Linked DNA regions of Homo sapiens: regions 1 and 2 are each linked to region 3. Evidence: chromatin loops called from intact Hi-C (ENCODE). Cell type or tissue: endothelial cell of umbilical vein. All regions are shown on one strand.

Region 1 (8,000 bases), 58 kb before region 3:
CACTAGATCCTTCTCCTTCCCAAATTGGTATCTCTGACTCCAGTTCTGTCCCAAGTCTAAGGAGATTTTTACATGGTCAGACACACATTTAGATAATAATTGTTGCATGAATGTATTTCACAGAGGGCCCTTAATATTCATATGCCCCCCAAACTAAATCATGAACACCCCTACAGCTGCCCCTCCTGCCTAATGTTACTCTTCAGCCTTTAATCCCTATTCTGGTTAGCGGCATCTTCTTCTACCCAGAGGCTTAACTGGAAGCCCTGGAGAATCCTCTCTTCCTTCCTCTCTCTTACCTCCCTCCACATACAGGTACCTCTCAAATCTGCCTTTCTCCCACCTTCATCATCTCACACTTGGCTGTTCCTGGGCTCCGGTGGCCCCACATCTCTCAACCCCTTGCCATTTCCCCTGTCCCTCCACTGCCAGCAGAGGGATCCTTCCAAAGCACAATTGGATCGTGCCAGTCCTCTACTTTAAAACCCTTTCCAGGCCGGGCGTGGTGGCTCACACCTGTAATCCCAGCACTTTAGGAGGCTGAGGCGGGTGGATCACCTGAGGTCAGGAGTTTGAGACCAGCCTGGCCAATACGGCAAAACCCCATCTGTACTAAAAATACAAAAATTAGCTGGGCGTGTGCCTGTAGTCCCAGCTACTCGGGAAGCTAAGGCAGGAGAATCACTTGAACCTGGGAGGCAGAGGTTGCAATGAGCCGAGATTGCGCCACTGCACTTCAGCCTGGGTAATAGAGTGAGACTCTGTCTCAAAAAAAAAAAAAAAAAAAAAAAAAAAAACCCTTTCGTAGGTCTACCTGTGCATATAGGATGAGGTTCAAACTCTTTAGCATGGCATTCAAGGCCTTCGCATCTGGCTGCAGTGGATCCACTTCTCCTGTTTCAGTTCCCACCACTGTCCCCTCAGATGTTTATTATGTGAATGAGTGAGTGAAACTTATGTAACCACTTCACTCACTAGGTCCTAAGTGCTGTCATCTTTAGCTCTGTCAGGCTGAAGACATCACTTTCATTGTTTAGCCCAGAATTGTTCATTTAACCAAGGGGTCCAACATATTCAGGCACTGTGTTAGGTGCTCAGTGTACATCAGTGACCAAAAAATAACAAAAATCCTGCCATTGTGCAGCCTATATTCTATCAGAGGACACAAACCATAAACAATAAACTTAATGAGTAAATTATATAGTATGTTAAAAGGTGATAAGTGCTGTTAAAAAAGAAAGAAAGAAAAAGTAAAACATAGGAAGAAGATTGGGATGGGGTTAAAGAATGGGGTTTACAAGGTAACAAAGCATTTTAAGAATAGGCCTAATTGAGAAAGTGAGAATTGTTCATTGAGCCAGTTCATAATATTACTATGGTTTTTTTTAGTTGTATTTTGTGTTTTTGTTTTGGAGACAGGATCTCACTATGTTGTCCAGGCTGGAATGCAGTGGCTATTCACAGATGTGATCATAGCACAGTGCAGCCTCAACTCCTGGCCTTGATCAGTCCTCCTGCCTCAGCCTCCCAAGTAGCTGGGACCACAGGCATGCACCACAACACTCAGCTACATGGTATTTCGTTAGATTACCATCATGTCCCTCACCCTGGAGTCAGGGAATTAAAAGGCTCTTCTGAGCAAACTGCCAAGTAACAATAATAGCTACTGTTTGTTGTGAGCTTACTACGTGACAGGCTCTGCGCTGAGCAGTTTGCATAGTCTTTTCTCCTTTAATCTTTACAGTAGCCTTCGAAGATTGATGTTATCACTATCCCTATTTTACCAGTGAAAAACCTGAAGATTTGAGAAATTTTAGAATTAGCTTAAGACCTAGAAAGGGCAGCACTAGGATTTGAGCACACACTAGCCATTTTGCCTCTAACTGATGAAGGAAGACATTTGAGGAGCACTCCTTTGGAGCTTTCCAAAATCAGTATTTAAAGAGCCAACATTGTCCCTTTTCCTAGAGAACAGTTCAGTGTCACAGCACAAGTAGGGGGTGCAGAGAGCACTCAACACCTGCTTCCACCTCCAGCACTTGATTCATTTCAGACAAATGGTTCTCCAACTAAAGACATGGTTCATAAAAAACTCCAGTGTCTTACAGGCTCTTATTGCCTGAAAAAAGTCTTTCCTGGATGTTCATTGTCTGTCTACTAACCCAGTTTCCTCTCATTTGAACCTCAATGAAGCTAGAGCCCAACTTTCTTCATCTCCCTTATAATCTCTTCAATATATTTGAAGAATCAAGCCTCTGCTATTCAAAATTGGTCTCAGTTTCATCCATGTTCTGTAGCTGTTGTCTAGACATTGGAACAACCAATCCATTACAGAAAACATCCTGGGTGTTCACATCAGTGATGCTGCAATCCACATGCTGAATGCTTGTCCAGCATGACTAACCACTTGTAAAAGAGCAAAGCATGATTCAGAGGACTCCACCAAAAATAATGCATTATTTGGCCTAATCTTGGCCTGGTGCAAATTCAGACTTTTGAGTCATACAGCTCATTAGAAATCGGGATGTACTTGACTCTAATAAAAATTTTAGTGCAACCCAGATTTAGAGTGGTATATTTAGGCTAGGCTACAAGACAAATTTTGGAACAGAAGCACATGACGTAAGGGAGAGAATAATAATCTTGAAAAGAAAGGCTTTATTGCTTCTCTGTCCCCAATTTCTGCCATCAAAAGAAATACCAGATTTAGGAACAGTCTCTTTCCTTACTAGAAAAAGAAGGCTTTCATGATTTGAGCAGAAGAAAGGATTTATGAGAAGTGATTTCTTTATTTGGGGCATGTTTAAAGCTTGTGTGGGGCCCTCCCAAGTCTTCCTTGGGTCTTTGCCTTTGTTAGCTCTGAGATTTTTACTTTTTTAGTTTTGGTTTTTGGTTTGTTTTTTTTTTTTTTTTTTTTTTGACACAGGGTCTTGTGTTGCCCAGGCTAGCCTAGCTCTGTTTTTAAATGAAGCTGCTACAAGTCACTGCTGTGATGAACTCAGTCACTAGAGCTGCTCTGCTGTGGAAGGGGCATTAGCCACCATACTCACTGCAGCTCTGCCCGAAGTCCCCTGTAGACTTCCTCCTTCCAGAGGTGGTGACAGAGCAGCAGAAAAGAGGTACAGCCGGGCAGTAGAGGGAGCCAGAGAAAAGGGTGAAGGCTTGGCCTTTGGGAAAGCAAACCTGCTGTCCCCTTGGGTATTTCAGGAAAGAAAGGGAGGCTCACGTTTATACTCAGCTACTGTTTCAGGCCCCGCATTAGAGTTTTTCACGTCCATTACTGCTTTTAACACTCAAAACTCTAGAGGAAAAAGAAAATATATCTCCTTTTTCAGATGAGGAAACTGAGGCTCAGAGAGGTAAAATCAACCCATCTAGGAAGTGGTGACTCAGTCCCCAGTCTTACCACTCTAGCATGCTTGTCATAATAAACATGGTGAGTGACTTTTTTCTAAAGATCCCCCCTCTCTCAGAGGTCATGTCCTTTCGTAACCAGCCCTTGCTCTTGAACCCCCAGGCAGTTTGGTGGTTATGCCAAGGAAGCAGACTACGTAGCACAAGCCACCCGTCTGCGTGCTGCCCTGGAGGGCACAGCCACCTACCGGGGGGACATCTACTTCTGCACGGGTTATGACCCTCCCATGAAGCCCTACGGACGGCGCAATGAGATCTGGCTGTTGAAGACATGAGTGACCCACTGAACCAAGAACTTACTGGAAGTGTGCCTCTGTGTCTCCTTCCTCGGGGGTAAGGAGGGGACAGTGCTTCCCAAGTTCCAGCTGCAAGTCCAACTTAACCAACTTTCCTTCAAAGTCAGTTACTGCCAATTTTCTGAAAAAAGCATGTTCCATATACTAAGTCTCTTTTCTCACAGTAGGAAATAATACAGCCAAGATATGCAGCATCCTTCTCATTGATGTAGAAAATTCTGCGATAGACCAGAAAAATCCTGGCAGCTTTTCTCCAGGCATCTGGGTCACTAAAAACTGATTTTCTAAAATTATTGGATTTGTATTTTGTTATTAAGGGGGAAAATGTGATTTGTGCCTGATCTTTCATCTGTGATTCTTATAAGAGCTTTGTCTTCAGAAAAACTAAAAATAAAAGGCATTGACTTAAACAGCTGAGACAAATCATAAGTGTAATTATTTCCAAGGTTCTACAGTCCTGAAGGTAATATAGGTATGAGTACTATTGATGGTGTTTACCATTGCAGGAACCCTATATTTAGAGCTCCCAAGTCCTTCCGAATATAAACGCAAAGATACCAGGACACACACCATCCCTAAACTAGACATTTCCCATGACTGTTATGTAGCACTCTGTGATTATAAGTTGAGGATTTTGTTTGCAGCTGTGGTCTGCGAAGGGTTCCAGGAGTCACAAGAGCAGACCAAGAAGAAAAATCATTGCACTATGGTGCACAGACTACCCTGGAGACAGGAGATTTTCCAGGAGGATTGGTTTAGGGGGATGAGATGAGAAGCAGCTGGGGTCCAGTTTCATTAACTGAAGAGGATAGGAAGGAAAGAAAAGGTGCAGTTTGGCCTGCAGAGAAGGACACAGATGCAAGGCTGTGAGCAGGAAGCCGGATGGCAGCTGAGCTGGAGCAGAGCCCGTGAGTGAGCAGGGGAGGATGAAGCTCTCAGTGGGCCCCAGGGCATGTAGGAGGTACTCTGATCCTCATAGTGCATCAGGGCCCCACGCTCTCAGCAGCCCTCCCTACGACAGCTGGACAGGTTTTCAGGGAGAAACCCACCTTAGCACCCACCCACACCCCATTTGCTGTTTCTATAGGAAACAGAAAAATGAGCTTTAATCCTCACCATGAAGAGTTCTTACTGGACATAAAGTGGGGTTTCCTAAGGAGAGGAACAAGAGCTATATGTCATCATCTTTCCTGGAGTCCTTTCAGCAGTCTTCTGAGGGATGGGCCATGACCATTTCTGAAGATCCAGGGTGAAAACCGTCAGCCACCCAGCCTTGACTATCAGACACCATGCCAAGCACTTTGCATGCACTGCCCCACTTATTCCATGGGCAACTCTGTGAGAAAGGTACTGCTGTTCCCACACACAGGTGAGGAAGCTGAGGATTCCACAGGCTCCCACACTTGAGAAGCCTTGGAGCCAAGACAAAAGTGCAGCCACACAGGCCTTATTACATGTCAAGGAGTTTAAGTTTTGTTTTAAGAAAACTGAAAAGTGCATGGGCAGCTTTGAGCAGGAACGTGATACTGTCATGTTTTAGAAAGAAAGTTCTGTCTACAGTATGGAAAATAAACTGAAAAAAGGATATGACTGGAGACAGAGAGACCAGTCACAAGACTAAGAGAAAGATGATGGAGGTCAAAACTAGATCATGGCAGTGGGGATGGAGAGAAGTAGACAGTTTGGAGCAAGAGAAGAGGTTAACAGGACTTGGTGGCTGACTGGTGAATGAGATAAGGAAAAGGTTTGAAGAGGAGCAGAGCATTGCTCCAAACTATGCCACTGTGGCAAATTGGTTATTTTGAGCTGAAGGCAATGGAGAAATGGCAGATACAGGAAGTGCTGTCTGCCCTCCCCTTTTCTACCTAAAAGCAGTATGTAAATTTCCCCTGAGAAAGGTGCTCTCATTCTACTAGGAAGAGGAGAACATGCTTATCACCAGGGATGGGGAGTCAATGCCAAGATGAGTCTGTACAAACCTTATTAAAATTGCCCTTCTCTTCCATCAGTTTCCCCGATATGTTTCCTAGTCACTTTCCCATCCCCCTTCCAGCCCAAACCCCTTTTTCCTTTGTCATGTCTCCACAATGTATTGTTCTTTGTTAAAATGGTATATAATTCTCAAATCTAACTGCTTTAGAGTTTTCACTTTTTTCTGTGAAGTCCTCCATGCCACATAGAAATATTAACATCAGATAAAAATCTATATTTTTTCCTATTAATATTTTTTCCCTGTTAATCTGTCCGCAAAGGTTATTTAGGCCTGCAGAGCATCCAAGTGAGGCTATCTAGTGGACAGTTGAAAGTGTGGGTCTGATGCTACAAATAGAAGCCTAACGTGGAGATGTGTTTGGACATCACAAATATCTAGATGGAGTAGGTGAATTATGAACTCTCCCAAGGAAAGGCCAGGAGTAAGAAGAGAAGAAAATCTAGGTAAGGACTCAGGAACCCTAATATTTACAGACAAGCAGAAGAAAAGAGCCGACAAATATTGTTTAAAAGTGGCTAGTTATATAGGAGAAATGCCAGAGAATAAAAAAGGAAGAAGGTAATCAGTGTGTATCAAACCACTACATCAGTAAGTGCTACTGACCCAAGTCCTAAATCATCTTGAAGCCATCTCTGCTGGTACCATCTTAGGATGTATCACCATCATTCTTGCCTGAAGTCCTGCAACAGCCTTCTAATTGGTCTCCACATTTCTGCTCCTGCCCCCTTGGACACATTTTCTACACAACTTCCAAATGGATCTTTGCTTTAAAATTCTTATTTTGCACTTAGACTAAAATTCAAACTCCATTTTATGACCTGCAAGGCGTTGTGTGATTTGGCCCCTTCTGACTACTTCTTTCTTTCCAATCTCTCCCTTAATACCCTTCTGCCACAGTGGACTTTGAACACACACAGCCCTTTTTTGCCCTAGAGCCCTTGCACTAGCTGTTTTGTCTGCCTAAAACCCTTTTCACTTCCTTTTCAAATGGCCAGGTTTTCTCATCCTACAGATCCTAACTACCTCCTCTTCAAAGAGGCCTTCAATGGCCCCTCTAGCTAAAATAGAGTCAGCCTCCCCTATAGTTCTCCATCATACCATTATATTTTTGCTTTTTTCATAATACAAACCACTGTATAATTATTTTCCTTTTTCTCTCAGATCCCCAGGTAGCCATGGTCTTGGGGAAAACTGTGTCCTCCGGAGTGATCAGAGCCCAGTGCTGGACATCATGGAATGTAATTTTTTAACTTATTCATTTCCTCTTTTTTTTTTTTTTTTTTTTTTTTGTCTCTCACACAAGACTGTAAGTTTGATAAGGAGGAGCCCCATACCTGCTTTGTTCTCCATTGTATGCCCAGCACCTAGCTCAGGGATCTATCATTTAAGAATGCATGAAACTGTAACAGAAAACCAACAGTAGCTTAAGCCAAGAAGGTTTTCTTTTCCCACATAGCAAGAAATCCAGAGACAGGTTCAGTACTCAATGCTGATGTCTCTGCACTTGCCTTTCTCTCTCCCTCAGGGCTGCAAGATGGCTGATGCAGCTCCTGCCATCTCATCCATGTTTAAGGCAGGAAATTAGGGAGATGAGGACAGGCTGTATCAGTTGCATCTGTCCCATTTTATGAAGAAACAGAAGCTTTCCCAAAAGTTTCCCCATCAGAGTTCTACTTTTATCTCATGGGCCAAAACTAACATACAGGGCCATCCATAGCTGCAAGAGAGAGTGTGTGTTGGGTTTTGTAGCCTCTATAGTGAGGAGCAGCAAGGAAGAAGAATATTTAGAATGGCTCTGAGGTAGCTGATCAACAGTGTCTTTTGCAAGGAGACTATGTAAAGATGCGTATACCTGAGGTCAAGAGTTTGGGAAGATGGGAAACAGCTGGAGAGATGGGTTGAGGCCAGATTGCAGAGGATCATAGTCTTCAATTCTATATTCTCACTTCTTTTTTTTTTTTTTTTTTTTTTTTTTTTCTTTTCTTGAGAGAATCTCACTGTGTTACCCAGGCTGGAGTGCAGTGGCGTGATCTCAGCTCACTGCAGCCTCTGTCTCCTGGGTTCAAGTGATTCTCCTGCCTCTGCCTCCTAAGTAGCTGGGATTACAGGTATGTGCCACCATGGCCAGCTAATTTTTGTATTTTTAGTAGAGACGGGGGTTTCACCATGTTGGCCAGGCTGGTCTCGAACTCCTGGCCTCAAGTGATCCACCCGCCTCAGCCTCCCAAAGTGCTGGAATTACAGGCATGAGCCACCACACCCGGCCTATTCTCACTTCTGAACCAAGCATATGAGCT
Region 2 (8,000 bases), 320 kb before region 3:
CCTCCTAAGATGCTTTGCATACTGGAAAATAATTAAACTTACCCACAGATAAATAAACCAGAGTGAATCCATTTTTCTCTATTAATAAAGATTTATGTGAATATTTTTAATGAAGGTAACTGAAAGCAGGTGGAGGAATACGAAGTGTGTACGAAGCAGTTAGTAGTCAACTCGGCAGAGATCGAAGTGTGTCAGACTAAAACAAATATTAGTAAGAACAACATGTGGTCATTTTGCGCCTTTGTAGGAGGAAAGCCAATGAGAAACTTCAGTGTGGAAACATAACTGCTCTCCCACCAAACCCAAAAAGAAGCTAAACTGCTTATCAGGCATGGCGAGTATATGGTATGCGGTCAGCCTTATTAGCATATCTTAATTGAGAATTAGACCGTCATGGCAGAACACATTGTAAGTTTAAAACTTGGGAGACAAAATAATTCATTGAAATTCCCAAGGCACATCTTGTTTCCTACCTATTCCTTGAAATGTTTTCCTTTTTTTTCTCTCTTTGTTTTCCTGTTATTCATTTCTTCCTTCTTTCTTCTACCTTCAGCCATGCTCTCAACTTTCCTGTTCACTATCTAAATCCCTCCTTTTATACAATTATGTTTGTGATATATTTCCGCAATTATCAGAAGTTATTACTTCTTTTCTCTCCCCTCTCTGCTTTATATTGCTTTTCCTTTATCTTTGCCTCCCATTATTCATTCTCATTCATCTTTTTCATTGTCTTTCTCCCCTCTCATTCCCTCTGTCTTTTCCCCTCTACCTCTCTGTCACTCACTCTCACAAGCTCAATCTCACATACAAATTAAATTATTATAAAGAATTTCTTTGCTGGTTACAAATTCCATTCGTGCCCAGGGACTTAGGATTGCATAAGATTGGATGCATCTCACGCCCCGTTGCTCTAAACTGAAAATGTTTTCTTGACCCCCTCTCACTTCACACTACTGGAGGAATAGCATTATCCGTTATCTCCCCAGAGCAGCGATGGGAGGAACATACTGCTGAATATACATTTGGCCATGACTGCATCCATATTATGGAAGACATCATTTGCTCTTAGAACAGAGGACATCAGCACCGGCATTCACAGCCTCATCTGTTAAGTGTGTTTCCCTCATTCTGCAGTTGCTTAGCTCAGACCGGCGAGTACCTGGTGGGCAACCCTTCCTCTGAACTTGGTGGGGAATCATACAATCTGTTGAACTTGGCTCACATATAGCCTAGGAATGGGTACCCCAAATATTCCAGCACTGGTAGTAGTACTGGTAGGTGGTGTGTTTGAAACACAATCTCAAATAAAACAAAGCAACCATATCCCATGGAACTGGCTGTTTATCTCACATACTTGATCTGGTTGGGAGATGAATCAATGAGATCTGAAGTATTTTCCAGGGTACATACACAATGCTGTTGGTCTAGGCCTTGGTGTTATTCTCATGAGTGGTAGTCTAAATTGCAGAGCCATGCAGAGGGACTTATATTTGCCAGGAACGTATTAACTATATACTGCTTTCTGGGTAGTGGCTGGGACTTTGGAATAATTATTCTACAAGTTCACATGAGCATGAAAGATCTGACCCTGGGTGGGTCTTGGGGGCATTTTCTCTTCATGGCAAGCCTTGATAATGCCAAGCTCTAGCTGGCCCCTTAAGAAACCTCTGAGCCTTGGCCAGGGATGATTTTCAAGGTCTCTGACAGATCAGTAGTAAACAAAAAGTATCCCTGGACAGTCAAGAAGAAACCCCAGTTAATTGGTCTTCAAAATACCTAAGATCAGGCCAGGCACAGTGGCTCACACATGTAATCCCAGCACTCTGGGAGGCCTAGGCAGGTGGATTGCTTGAGCCCAGGAGTTCAAGACAAGCCTGAGCAACATGGCAAAACCCATCTCTACAAAAAATACAACAAATTAGCTGGGCATGATGGTGTACACCGGTAGTCCCAGCTACCCGGGAGGCTGAGGTGGGAGGATCGATAGAGCCAAGAAGGTCAAGGCTGCAGTGAGCCGTGATGGTGTCACTGAATTCCAGCCTGGGTGACAGAGTGAGCTGCTGTCTCAAAAAAAAAAAAAAGTAAAGAAAGTACTTAAGATCCAAGCTTGGCCTAGGATTATTCAGAAACCCTAGGGAATGTGGAAACCTGTCCCAATCCCACCAGACTCTAATTACTCTAGAAACTACACTCAGGTATTTAGTTTACACTGCTATAAGCCATAGAACTAACTGTTAACTTTATGACATGTCTTGCTTATTAAGCCACATGGTGCAAGTCAGGGATGTAATATGGTTAATCTCCTTTTTTTAAGTAGGATGTGCCCAAGAGAATATATATATATATATTCCTTCACCCAGAAATAGAGACACAGACCCAGAGACAGGCTCATGCTTAACGCCTACCATGAAACTCCTACCAGTCTCTATGGTGGTAGGATCTCTGACGGAGGTTGGGTCTCTGATGGAGGTTGGGTCTCTGATGAAGGTTGGGTTGTTGGGACCTGGTCTGATGTAGCTCTCTACATGGAATTGACAGTAGATATTCCAAGCTTAGCCACCTGCTGCTATCTTCTGAGCAAGAAGGGGCTCTAATGTATAAAATCTATCAAAGAACATAGAAAGGTTTCCTCTCTGAGCCAGGCAAGTAATCTCCCCAATAGCCAAGAAGAGTAACAGAAGATGTGCACCCTATAATGCTGGTCTTGGGGTGTAGGTGTATGAAACAGAAAAACAGGCCACAAATATGCAACTTCAAATTTAACTTCTTCTGAGGCATTTTTCTGGAAAACCTTCAGCTCTATGGGTATGACTCAATTAGTGTTCACTGAACATTTAACTTATTGGAAATATCGGAAATCAAATAATATTTCCAAATTTCAGGTGAAAAAACTGAGTCAAAAGATCACTAAGAGACACAACAAAGTGACTCAGAAAAAAAGATGAATTTATGTATCTGGTTTCTGAATCTCTAGGACTATTGTGTTCACTACAGAATACTAAATGCTTTGTCTCAAAATCCATTGAAAGATTGTATAGTTGCATAAGCTCCATTCATCTCAGCTACTAGTAACCCACAGTTATCTTGGGATACAAACCAAAGAAATATGAAATGCAACTAAATTTCAAAAAAGAAATAGTGTTGCAGGAATACAATTTCCCAAACACATGTTAGTTAATATTCCAGTATTAACTTTTACACTTTGCCTTTTATCTTGGCATGTCAAAGTACATAAACCATTATTCTAAGATCTTCGCCTTCATTCTCTCAAGATAAAAAAGGAGATTCAGAAATAATTGTGCCCAGTAATCCCCTAAGGAAACTAAAGCTCATAGAATTTCAGTGGAAGCTCTGCTTCCAGTTTAAAGTAACTCTGCACCCCAGGTTGCCCAAGGCCATGCCAATTTCAAAGATTCTGTCCCAATATCACCACATGTGGCCTCTCACTTCTCAGACTAGCCTGACTAGGCTCTGGGAAACATGGACTCTAGCTTCCAATACTCATTGACCCATTTAACAGATGTTAATGACCTACTGTGCACATGACAGGGTTAAAGTAAATAAAACTCCATCATGTCTTGGTGGAAATATGAACAATTATGCCCATTAGCATTGTTCGAGAGGCTAGTAGGCATAATTGCTATATTTCCACCAAGACATAATGGTGCAGGGGAGGGCGGGGCAGGAGGCAGTTCATGGAAGATGGAGCCTTGGAGCTGGCTCTGAGTGGGACAGGATTCAACTGTCAGGTAAAAGTGGGAGCAGAGCACTTCAGGTAGAGAGAACAGCATGAAGGCCGACAGGGCTTTGATGATGTAGAGGCGTAGTTTTGAGGAATGGTCCAGATGCCTTAGGCATGAGCATGCAATGATTGAGGAGGCGGGAGTGTAGAAGAGAGTGAAACTAGAAAGCCAGGTAGAACCCAGGCTTTGAAGTGTCCCGGATGCCAGGCTGAGGAGCTGGGACTTTATTCTTCATACAGTAGGGAGCCATTGCTTGTTTTTAAGCAGAGTGGTGGCCTGAGAAAATATGAACATCAGGAAAATGTATATGTGGAGAAGGAGAATGTGTGGAGGGGAGATCAATTACAAGCTGATATTTTTAGATGGGAGGAGGCAATAAGCCAGATAAGACGCTGGGGTTTGAACGAGGCCAGGCAGTAAGGTCACAGACGGGGATGCAGATTTCAGGAAAGGCTGGATATGGAGACCGTAATTTCTGTGGCCTAGACTTTTTATCTGAACTTGAGGCTGGTGTTTCTCCTCCTGAAACGACTTGAGAATGACCCACAAACAGGTTTCCAATAATGTCCTCCCAACTCCACAATGTGTCATATCAGAAGTGGCCACCAGGAGATGCAGTTACATTAACAACTGTAGTAGAAACCAGAAAAGGAAAAGGTCCTGTAGGGGTGCAGATGCAGAGAATTAGAGCAGAACATGGATGGGAAGGGTGAGGGGCAGTAGGGCTGTCCAGGTGGGAGAGACTTGGCCCAATGCATGGAATTTTTACAGTTTCAGGAAACGGGCCAGAGACGATGGAAAATTGCATTAATGTTGTTACTACTACACAGCATACCATGCACATGTGCTATGAGCATTTCTATTGTTTCTAATCTATATGTGAATTGTAAACAAGGACTAGGCATAATCTCATCTTATAGCCAACAAAACCAAGTCTGAGTTACACACATATTGCATCTCAGTGAATAAATTTCTCAGATACTATATATATGCCAAGCACTTGACATGCGGTGTGTGACCAAGACAACCCTGCCTCATGAAGCATATGTGACACAAGGGAGTGGGAGATAAACAAAGACCAAGTGAGCAAACCAATGAATAGGACAATTCACTAATGGTAACTGCTATGAAGGTAACAGCATGGTAGTATTGTAAAGTATAGCAGGAATAGTGGGCCTGGGAGGCCTTCATTTATTTCATAAACGAAAGCCTCTCTAAGCAGGTGCCACTGAGTTGGCATCTGAATGATGAGAATAAACCAATCAAGTGAAGACCTGCAGAAAGAGGACTGCAGGCAGGGAGAACAGCAGGTACAAAAACCCAGTGGAGAGAATAACCTTGACATTCTCCTGGGACAGTAAGGGCTGAGTGGGCTGGGCACTGTGGCTCATGCCAGTAATCCCAGCACTTTGGGAGGCCGAGGTGCACAGATCGCTTGAGCTTAGGAGTTCAAGACCAGCCTGGGCAACATGGCAAAACCCCATCTCTACTAAAAATACAGAAATCAACTGGGCATAATGACGTGTGCCCATAGTCCCTGCTACTCAGGAGGCTGAGGTGGAAGGATCAGTTGAGCCCAGGAGATTGAGGCTGCAGTGAACCATGATTGCGCCACTGCACTCCAGCCTGGGAGACAGAGTGAGACCCTGTCAGAAAGAAAGGGAAAGAAGGCGAGGGGAGGGGAGGGGAGAGGAGAGGAGGGGAGGGGAGGGGGAGGGGAGGGGAGGGGAGGGGAGGGGAGAAGGGAAGGCCAGGGTGGGCTGGGCACAGTGAGTGAGGAATGACTGGTAAAAGACGAATTGGAGGGGTGGGGCGGCCAGAGCCCAATTGGCCATGAAAGTGATTACAAGGAATTTAGATTTTTTTACAGGGAGTTATTCCAACTTAGGTCCAGACCCATACCTAACATGTTTGAGGCCCAAAACAAGAGTTTAAAGGGAAACCCTAGGCTATCTTATAAAGGTTCTTCATCCTCTGTGCCCACTATTCCAGTGTAAATGTCCCCAGAAAGACACACGAGAGCTCATGCCCATGAACACCTAGTGGGCTGCTGAATGCCAGTGAAGATTGGTTGAGCATACGAGGAGGCCAAGATATTTTCAGCTGGCAGCAGAAAGGTCAAGTGAAATGGATTGCAAGGGGGTATGTCCCCAGGACAAACTTCACCCACTGCACTTATGTCTGGAGCAGAATGTGCTGTGAGAGGTGGAGACAAGATAAGAGTCCAGCTTGACCTACTGGTGAAAGAATAGATGAGGGAAAGTATATTAGTTATCTATTGCTGTGTTACAAACTTCTCCAGACTTAGCGGTGTAAAGCAACAGTAAGTATTTCTTATCTCATACAGTTTCTATGGGTCAGGAATCCACAAGCGGCTTGGCTGAGCAGTTCATGTTTAGTATCTCTTATGAGGCTCCAGTCAAGATCTTGGCCAGGGCTGCCGTCATCTGAAGGCTTGACTGGGGCTAGAGGATCTGCTTCTAAAATGGTCCACTCACCTGGCTGGCAAGATGAATGAAGCAGGAGGCCTCTGTTACCAGAGTTCTCCACTGGGCTGCCTAGGAGTCCCCATGTGTATTAGCCTGTTTTCACGCTGCTGATAAATACATACCTGAGACTGGGAAGAAAAAGAGGTTTAATTCAACTTATAGTGCCACATGGCTGGGGAGGCCTCAGAATCATGGCAGGAGGTGAAAGGCACTTCTTACATGGAGGTGGCAAGAGAAAAATGAGAAAGAAGCACAAGCAGAAACCCCTGATAACACCATCAGATTTCGTAAGACTTATTCACTATCACAAGAATAACACGGGAAAGACCAGCCCCCATGATTCAGTTACCTCCCCCTGGGTCCCTCCCACAACAAGTGGGAATCCTGGGAGCTAAAATTCAAGTTGAGATTTGGGCGAGGACACAGACAAATCATATCACCATGGCATGGCAGCTGGCTTTCCCCAGATCAATGAGGGTGCAAGGCTGCTGTGTGTTTTATGCTCTAACCTCAGAAGTCCCTCTACAATATTCTACTGGTTACATAGGTCAGCCTTATCCAAGTGGGAAGAACTACACAAGGGCCTGATCACCAGGAAATGAGAATCCGTGTGGGTGATCGTAGAGCCTGGCTTCCACAGGAAGTAAGAACATTTATCAAGAGTACGTAATCTTACTACAATATCTCCTTTTATTCTTCCAACAACTATAGGAATTAGTTACCACCTTTCCTTATAAGAAAGACTAGGCTCAGAGAACTTCAGTAAAAGTTGCCCCAAAGTCAGTTATTACGTGGCAGAGCTAACTGTCAAACATAGATCTGACTGACTCCAAAATCACAAACTGTTAAACTACATAACGCTCTCTTCCTAGGTGAAAAGAAAAAGCATGTTGTTAGGTGAGCATTCAGGTTGAGCAGAAGAAAAGATAAGTGAAATGACCCCCAGGATTCTAGCTCTATCTGTGAATACTTGGGCAAGTTACTTAACCGTTTTGTGCTTCAATTTACTTATCTCCAACATGGGACTAATACTGGTACCTACTTAGAGAGTTGTAAGGATGAAAGGAGCTTACAGTTGCAAAGTGTTTAAAATGATGCCTGGCACATAGTATGTGTCATATGGGTATTTTTATAAATAAACCAGTCAAAATCTTGATCAATAAACCAGTAGTACTGACATCTCTCCATATTTTCATTCCCGCTCAAGTAATTCTCTAATCTGCCTTACACTTTGAAACTCTTTGTCCACATTAATCTTGATTTTTTTGTAAAGATGAGGCCTCACCACATTGCCTACGCTGGTCTTGAACTCCTGGACCCAAAGTGATCCTCCTGCCTCAGCCTCCCAAAGTGCTGGGATTACAGGCGTGAGCCACCATACCCCACATCAATCTTTATCTGAAAGTTCCAAGAAGATGGAGTTGTCTGGATTGCAGTAGGTAACAATGACCAACCATTGTAAATATCTATCATAAGCATTAGAATGGTTTTCCAGCATGTCTCTCTCCTGCCTCCATCGTGAGCCAGCAAAAAACTTGTCTTTTTCTTTTCAAGTCCCCTGTGACTTGCACAACATCCAGTTCACAAATAAATGAAGGACACACACATACGGTATTAATAATACTATTTTTGGTGATGATATAATGGCTCCCAGATGCACCAAGGGGGCTCCTGGAACATCTTTCCATAGGCGGGGCTGCTCCCCAGCATCTGGATGGGCCCTCCTCCCACTGTGGGCTCCTCCTACCAAGGAAGGGCTATTTTTAAA
Region 3 (8,000 bases):
CGGATCACCTGAGGTCAGGAGTTCGAGACCAGCCTGACCAATACGGAAAAAACCCCGTCTCTACTAAAAATACAAAATTAGCCAGGCGTGGTGGCGCATGCCTGTAATCCCAGCTACTCGGGAGGCTGAGGTAGGAGAATTGCTTGAACCTGGGAGGCGGAGGTTGCGGTGAGCCGAGATCACGCCATTGCACTCCAGCCTGGGCAACAAGAGCTAAACTCCATCTCAAAAAAAAAAAGTAATAACGCATGAGGTTTTTATACATATTAAATTATATTATACATCTAAAGTGCTTAGGCCGGGCACAGTGGCTCACGCCTGTAATCCCAGCACTTTAGGAGGCCGAGGCGGGCGGATCACCTGAGGTCAGGAGTTCGAGACCAGCCTGGCCAATATGGTAAAACCCCGTCTCTACTAAAATACAAGAATTAGCCAGGCATGGTGGCGGGCACCCGTAATCCCAGCTACTCAAGAGGCTGAGGCAGGAGAATTGCTTGAACCCGAGAGGCAGAGGTTGCAGTGAGCCAAGATCGCGACACTGCACTCCAGCCTGAGTGACAAGAGCGAAACTCCATCTCAAAAATAAATAAATAAACAAACAAACAAATAAATAAAGCACTTCAAACAGAGCCTGGCACGGAGTAAGCGCACAGTAAATGTTAGTGATGGTGATGATCATGCCCCTGCAACATCTCCTCCTCTCCGGATTAACTAGCTCCAGTCCCATCAGCCATTCTGCAGGTCATGAAATTCCAAAAATAGCTTCTCTGTTAGAAGCTCCTCCTCCATTAGAGTGAGCTGCAAAGATGTGGATTTTATGCTGTGATGTGGTACCTCAGGGGAACAGCACATGCCTTGACTTGGACTTCACAAATGTGTCAGTGCTGCCTACGATTGCTTTGACTTTCTGGCTGTTGTCTCATCACTGGTCCTTCTCAGTTTTCTAGACACCTCAAACTACCAAGTCTTTTTCATAAAAACTACTGTCAAACCAAGTCTTTCCAATTTGTATTTATGTAATTTACTTTGACAGCACAAATACATTTACATCTATTAAAGTAAATTCTTGTCTTGGGATCTTCATTCCAGCTTATTGCAACATATTTGTATTCTGGTTTTATTATTCAGTCTTTCCTAATTTTGTGTCATGTGCAAAACTTGATAAATGTGCTTTATCTTTATCCAAGTGATTGATGAAAACGTTATCCAAACAGATGCAAAGACAGAGCCCTGTGGCACATCACTAGAGACTTCCATCTAGTAAAGGATCTCTTCTTGAATGTTTCAGTTATGACTCCATCTAACTCTATTATCATGATCTCTGCTTTTTTCCATTGTTCATAAGATATCATGCTGGTCAGGCGCAGTGGCTTATGCCTGTAATCCCAGCACTTTGGGAGGCCAAGGCAGGCGGATCACCTGAGGTCAGGAGTTCGAGACCAGCCTGACCAATATGGAAAAAAACCCCGTCTCTACTAGAAATACAGAATTAGCCGGGCGTGGTGGCGCATGCCTGTAATCCCAGCTCCTCGGGAGGCTGAGGCAGGAGAATCGCTTGAACCCAGGAGGCAGAGGTTGCGGTAAGCCGAGATCGCACCAGTGCACTCCAGCCTGGGAAACAAGGGCGAAACTCCATCTCAAAAAAAAAAAGAAAAAGAAAAGAAATCATGCTAAAAATTGGCACGTGCTTTTTCTCTTTCAATTCCTGGTGGGGGAAAAAAAAAAGTTGGCCTGGAAGCATTTCTTCTTAGAAAGAGAAAGGTGGTAGTCAGGAAACATGGTGCTAGCCCCTACAATCACGTCCCAGAGCTCACAGCATGGCTACATGGGCTTGTCAGAGGAGTTTTCTGAGTTGAGTTGATACAAACCCAGCAGGATTGACAGATCATCACATGGAAGGGGGTTGCACTAGAAGCAACTGGAACCAGGCAATTTGGTGTGGCATATGCCGCAACTAAATTTCACTAACATGTCATTTCTTTTCTGCTGAAGACCACGATTGGATTGGACTTGGATTGAATCACTGGGCTCGGGACAAACATCTTGGCTGAGTCATTACAAACACAAGTTGTCTGCACGGATCTCCAAGGACTACCTCTGCACCTGCTCTCAGAAGCTGCACGGGGAGGGAGGGCTCTTCCAGGTGTGGCACTTACTCCCTGAAGGGAGCCAGAATTCCATGCAAAGAGAAAGAAGGGGGATGGGTGTGGGTTTTTGGCTCACTATGGGCCTCAGGGAAGTTGAAGGAATCAATAACACAAACAAGTGAATAGGAATTCACTGTTGGTTGGGGGCATGGTGGCTCACACCTGCAATCCCAACACTTTGAGAGGCCACAGTGGGAGGATTGCTTGAGCCCAGGAGTTCAAGACCAGCCTGGGCAATATAGTGAGACCCCATCTCTACAAAAAAAAAAATTTCAAAAATTAGCCAAGCGTGGTGGCGCACGCCTCTAGTCCCAGCTACTTAGGAGGCAGAGTGGGAGGATCGCTTGAGCTCAGGAAATGCAGGTTGCAGTGAGCTGAGATCACAGCACTACACTCCAGCCTAGGCGACAAAGCAAGACCCTGTCTTAAAAATAATAATAAAAATAAAGAATTAACTGTTTACTGGATCCTGAGCTTTCTTGTAAGAGTGGCTGAATCTGGTCAATTCTGAGATGAGTCAAAAGATGAATGGAAAATAAAATCTCAGGCTGGGCATGGTGGCTCATGCTTGCAATTCCAGCACTTTGGGAGGCGGAGGGAGGAGGATCACTTGAGCCCAGGAGTACAAGACCAGCCTGGGCAACATAGGGAGACCCTGCCTCTACAATTTTTTTTTAATTAACCATGTGTGGTGGTGTGCACCTGTGGTCCCAGCCAGTACTCAGAAGGCCGAGGCAAGAGGACCACCTGAGCCCAGGATGTCGAGACTACAGTGAGCCGTGATCGCACCACTGCACTCCAGGCTGAGTGACAGAGAAAGACCCTATCCCAAAAGAAAAAAAAATTACTTTTAAAATTTTTTAAATTTTTTTTTTAGAAAAAGAAAATCTCAGTAAAGGGGAGCATGTAAGAACCGGTTGAAACCTTGAATACATTATGATATGAAACCAAGTATATCAAAAGATGGTGCTTGAAAACAACAAATTTTACCACCTGACTCAGACTTCTTTGTCGTTGTTTTATTTAAAATGTTATTGTCTCTGATTAGAAAATACAGTCATGAGGGCTAAAAACTGAAATGATGTGAAAAGGCATCCATTAAGCAGTGTTGCCCCACCACCCTTTCCATCAGTCTTGTCTCATGGGGATGGGGAAAATGAAGACAGAACGCTTTGCCTTGCTTTGCAATCCCTCCTTTGAAGGCCTTCTGTCCCAGGAAGCCAATGTTCATTTGATGTGGAAGAGGGACCTGTGTTTAACCAGAAGCTGTCCTCCCTCATCCCTTTCCCATGGCTTACACGCAGAAGGGAGAGGAGATGACCAGAGGAGAAATCAGGGGAAGAAAAGGCAACAGGGGAGGCAAAGGGAAAGGAGAGGAATGCTTAAAATATACAGTGAAATTTGAGTAGGATTCTCTACTCAAAGACTTCTCTGGGAAGTGTCCAGAATTGACCACACAGGTGCTGACGGTAGAAAGAACACAGACCCAAAACCCTGATCTAGTTGCATTAACTCCATTAGCCCTGAGTTCCTCTGTAAAATGAAGACTGTGGAGGCACCAACTAGAGGATTTCTGTGACCTTCTCAAACTCTAAAATTTTTGGCACTGGACTGTTCCACTTTGAAGGGTCAAGAAAGAAATCTGGAGGTTGCAGAAATCAGGGTCAGGCGCACATACACGCACGCACGCACACACACACACACACACACACACACACACACACACACAGATCCAGCAGCATCCTTGGAACATCCTGAAGTCAAGAAAGGCACAGCACTGTCTGCCCCGATAGAAGGAATTCCAGAAAACAGCCACGAGGTTGGGCCACAGAATTTCCAAAGAGAGCAATCTACAAACTGGGGGTTGATTTCCCAGTTCCTGGATCTCAGCAGTCAACACACGAGAAGGATTTTTTTCTGAAGCTGCCACCTCCAATTCTGAAATAATCCCATGTTTCAGACTGGGGCCGGGACGGTGGCAAACCTGCAGACCCTGGCAGCAAGATGAGGGCAAGGAAGGGAAAGGTCAGCTGGGCACAGTCCAGTTCTCAGCAGTAATGACAGAAATGAAGGAAGGAAGCTCAGAATGAGTGCACGGGGGAAATGGGTTTTGCTGATGCATTTCCAGGGCCGGCCGTACTCTTTGTTTTGGCACACTTTTCCTGACAAACAGCCAGTGTTCTCAACACATAAATACTAGTCCACGTTAACAACAATAGCATATGAGACCGCTCTCCGTAAAGATGCCAGATTGGATGCAAATGGACTGGAAATACCTTGGAGGGTTTCACAAAAATAAGACAAAGGGCAAAGGAACTTTGCCAAAGGAGATGGAGAGCAATTCTTTAAAGTTAGTGGGAGGGAGGAAGCAAAGAGCTCATAAATACAAGCCTCTTAAAATGGGACGCATTTGCCTCGCGCCTACTGGGTGTCTGCAGCTCAGCTTGGTGCCCCACACAGGACACCGACTTTAAGTGGCTGCCTTTGCAAGGCTGAGAGGCCATGAGGGTTGATGCCTGAAGTGTCAGCGCCATCTAGTGGAAACATGGGGCATGGCCGCTTTGGACGGCCTCAGCCTAAAATGAGAGGCAGAGAGACACGCTCTATTTCGCATCTCACAATGCAAGATGAGAGAAAGGCTGTTGAGTTTTATTTCATCATCGCCCGTTTAGGTCAAAGGAGATGCCACTTTGGCTCCCAGTCATCAATCAACTGGCAACACCCAAGGACCAGGCTGGGCTACATTTGCACATTCCATTTCAGCCCAGGTAGAGATGGAGACACTTATAAGAACGGCTTCGGAATGTTCTCCAGTTTGATTCTCAGATGTCAAAGCCTGTAGGCCATGAGAGGTCCCTACTTAAACAGAACAGCTATCCTTTGGTACCCTCTCCAAAGAAAAGAAAGAGTAAAAAAATAATAACTTTTAAAAATAGCTTATTTATGTGCAGAAGGTGTGAGACCTGAAGATGAGTTAACAGCCGCAGCAGTGGGAGGAGGGGTGACAGGTACTGCTCAAATGAGCAGCAACCTTCTGCCACCTGGCAAGAACAGGCGTTCAGTGCAGGGCTGGCCTGCCCCTGCAGGCTTCAGAGACCACTGCGTTTCTTAGAAGGGAAACAACGGGGCCGGGCGCGGTGGCTCATGCCTGTAATCCCAGCACTTTCAGAGGCCACGGTATCCCAGCACTTTCAGAGGCCAAGGTAGGTGGATCACGAGGTTTGGAGTTCGAGATCTGCCTGGCCCATATAGTGAAACCCTGTCTCTACTAAAAATACAAAAATCAGCCGGGCATGGTGGAGGAGGAGGAGGAGGAGAAGGAGGAGAAGGAAGAAGGAGAAACAACAGTCCAGAGATGATGCCATTTCCGGGGAAAGAGGTTGACTTGAGGAAGGCAGCCATGGGAATAAAAGCTCCCACAGATCCTTTTCACTAAAAAGAAAGCAGGCCGGGTGCAGTAGCTCACGCCTGTAATCCCAGCACTTGTGGGAGGCCAAAGCAGGAGAATCTCGAGTTCAAGACCAGCCTGGGCAACAGAGCAAGACCCCCACCTCTACAAAAAATATATTTTGTGTGTTTTTCAACAAGTGATTCAAATTGCTGCTCAGATTTTAAAACTTACTGTAACTATCAGTGTAAAGACCCATGCCTGGATCCTGTTTCATTTTTATATCAACTTGGTAAAAATGCTGTTCTTGACACCCTGTCCTCTCTATCCTCCCTCAAACCACATGTGATCTCTGAAAAAATAAAATTAGCCAAGTGTGGTAGTGCACGTCTGTGGTCCCAGCTACTCAGGAGACTGAGGCAGGAGAATCACTCGAGCACAGAAAGTTGAGGCTGCAGTGAGCTATGATTGTGCCACTGCACTCCAGCCTGGGCCATAGAGCTAGACCCTGTCTCAAAAAAAAAAAAAAAAAAAAATGCCGATCCAGAGTATTTTGTGATTTTACCTTTTACTCCTCCTCCCTTGCTTGGTTGGTAGTATGAAGACCAGAGAAGGAAAGAAAAGATGGAAAGGAGGCTGGGCATGGTGATTCCCACCCGTAATCCCAGCACTTTGGGAGGCCAAGGCGGGCAGATCACTTAAGATCAGGAGTTCAAGACCAGCCTGGTCAACATGGTGAAACCTCGTCTGTACTAAAAATACAAAAATTAGCCAGGCGTGGTGGCGCACGCACGCCTGTAATCCCAGCTACTCAGAAGGCCGAGGCACGAAAATCGCTTGAACCCAGGATGCGGAGGCTGCAGTGAGCTGAGATCATGCCACTGCACTCCAGCCTGGATGACAGAGTGAGACTCTATCTCAAAAAGAAAGAAAGAAAGAGAGAGAGAGAGAGAGAGAGAAAGAAAGAAAGAAAGAAAGAAAGAAAGAAAGAAAGAAAGAAAGAAGAAAGGAAGGAAGGAAGGAAAGAGAGAAAGAAAGTGGGGGGGGAATATGCATTTCTTGAGTCCCTAGCCTATGATAGATAATATATGTGAAACCACATTGCTTTATTCTCACAACAAACCTCATTAGGTCACACCTCCTGGGAAAGACCAGAAGGATCTGTGTCACTATGTGTCCTTCCCCCTTTTCAGTACAAAGCCAGGCTAATCTTAGCGCGAAGCCTACCAACCAAACCTTTGCGGCATATAAACATCCCTAACTCAGCACATCATCCACTCACCTCCACCTCCCTCGCCTCTGCCTCACGCTGGTTTTTCCTTTTGATGAAAAGCAGAGCGTCAGGCTCTTAGGAAGTAACTCCCTGACTTAGCTACACATTTTTACATGTCACTCAGTTTCTATGTAGAGGGATTATTTTTTTTCCATAACGAAAGAGAGATTTCCTATTGCTCTGCCCTACAGAGCTCTTTCTTGGATTAAGTCAATTATCATGGTTAGGTGTCACATGTTTTTGCCAAGAGACATTTGTGAACTAATTCTGTCAAACAGGGGATCTGGATTTGTCCTCTCCCACAATTAGACCTTGGGTGAAACATGAAACCGGCTTTGAGCTCTCCTCCCTGCCTTTCCTGGGCTGCCAAACCCCAAGCCAAGGTTGCCACTCCTCTGCTTTTCTGGAGTAAAACCTCAGGCCCCGTGATGATCCTGGCTCTCACACCATTGACAGCCTCAAAAATGAGGGGAAACACACTTGTTTTAGAGGGAACGGGAGAGACACATGAAGAAGGGTCAAGTACAAACCCAAAGGAAGTGAACCTTGAACTTCAGCTCCAACATGAAGCTCTCAGGGCAGCCCGTGTTCTATCCCCCAGAGTCTAATGCTCATTACTGGTAACTGCTGCCACCACCATGAAAGAGTGGCCACCACATCTTTATTGCATACTCAGGTGAATAACTTATTATACAATGAACACTCCTCCATTAGGAGACCATGCCCACTTACAGAATGCAGCCGTAAATGCGGTAAATCTATTTACAGAGGTTGGGGTGCAAGATGAGAGAAGTATCAGCCCCAGGAATTTGAAGTGAGAATGATCTACAAATTCTCCTGACAAGGAGCAACCGGGCTTGTGCTAGTGAGGTCTGAAAGAATTCCTGGCAGAGCGTAGGGGGAGATTAGATCTCGGAATTGACAGCAAGTTTGGGGACAGTGCAAGAAGAGAGGGGTGACCTGTGAATTGGTGCTGGGGAGCTGCTGAGGCCCAATGTGAGGCAGCACTAGAGAGATGAGTAAATTTAGGGTGATCTTTAGCCTCTCCTACCCAGGCAAGAAGGGTTGGGGAGCGGGGGTGCCAGCAAGTTGGCTTCCAGTGTAGATTCAGGCCAGTGGGCTGAGAGAGGCTTTTGCTATTTTTGCTCAGATATGCAGGTCTGCTCTGGGCCACAGAGCCTCACAAAACCCA

What was found. A loop is a pair of places that touch in the nucleus more often than their neighbours do. Peaks named below come from ENCODE experiments on the same cell type or tissue, not always from the same donor. Only the 100,000 strongest peaks of a DNase experiment are listed, where the experiment ranks them.
Region 1: it touches region 3 in a loop (7-fold over the local background); 92 of 110 quality-filtered maps call a loop at or near these places.
Region 2: a loop joins it to region 3, with 13 times the contacts of the local background. A loop is called at or near these places in 53 of 110 quality-filtered maps.

Annotation. Positions count from the first base shown.
Region 1 is chr12:12,970,997-12,978,996 of GRCh38, reverse strand. It overlaps HEBP1 (heme binding protein 1), which reads left to right. Exons shown (of 4, transcript NM_015987.5): 4 at 3,518-4,127. The coding sequence ends at 3,689. All of the region lies in intron 1 of GPRC5D-AS1 (GPRC5D and HEBP1 antisense RNA 1), which reads right to left. LOC124903100 (small nucleolar RNA SNORD88) reads right to left here and starts at 6,944; the gene lies at 6,854-6,944. In endothelial cell of umbilical vein, a CTCF peak has its summit at 3,136 (motif pointing right); DNase peaks (open chromatin) are centred at 2,456 and 3,136; H3K27ac peaks cover 1,606 bases.
Region 2 is chr12:13,230,594-13,238,593 of GRCh38, reverse strand. No RefSeq gene overlaps it. Among named protein-coding and RNA genes, the nearest start is that of EMP1, 38 kb to the right of the region's middle. In endothelial cell of umbilical vein, a CTCF peak has its summit at 4,348; a DNase peak (open chromatin) is centred at 4,373.
Region 3 is chr12:12,913,089-12,921,088 of GRCh38, reverse strand. GPRC5A (G protein-coupled receptor class C group 5 member A) reads right to left here. Exons shown (of 4, transcript NM_003979.4): 4 at 3,152-8,000. MIR614 (microRNA 614) reads right to left here and starts at 5,260; the gene lies at 5,171-5,260. RefSeq lists a cis regulatory region at 58 and an enhancer at 1-130. In endothelial cell of umbilical vein, a CTCF peak has its summit at 4,683 (motif pointing left); DNase peaks (open chromatin) are centred at 4,308 and 4,608; H3K27ac peaks cover 2,848 bases.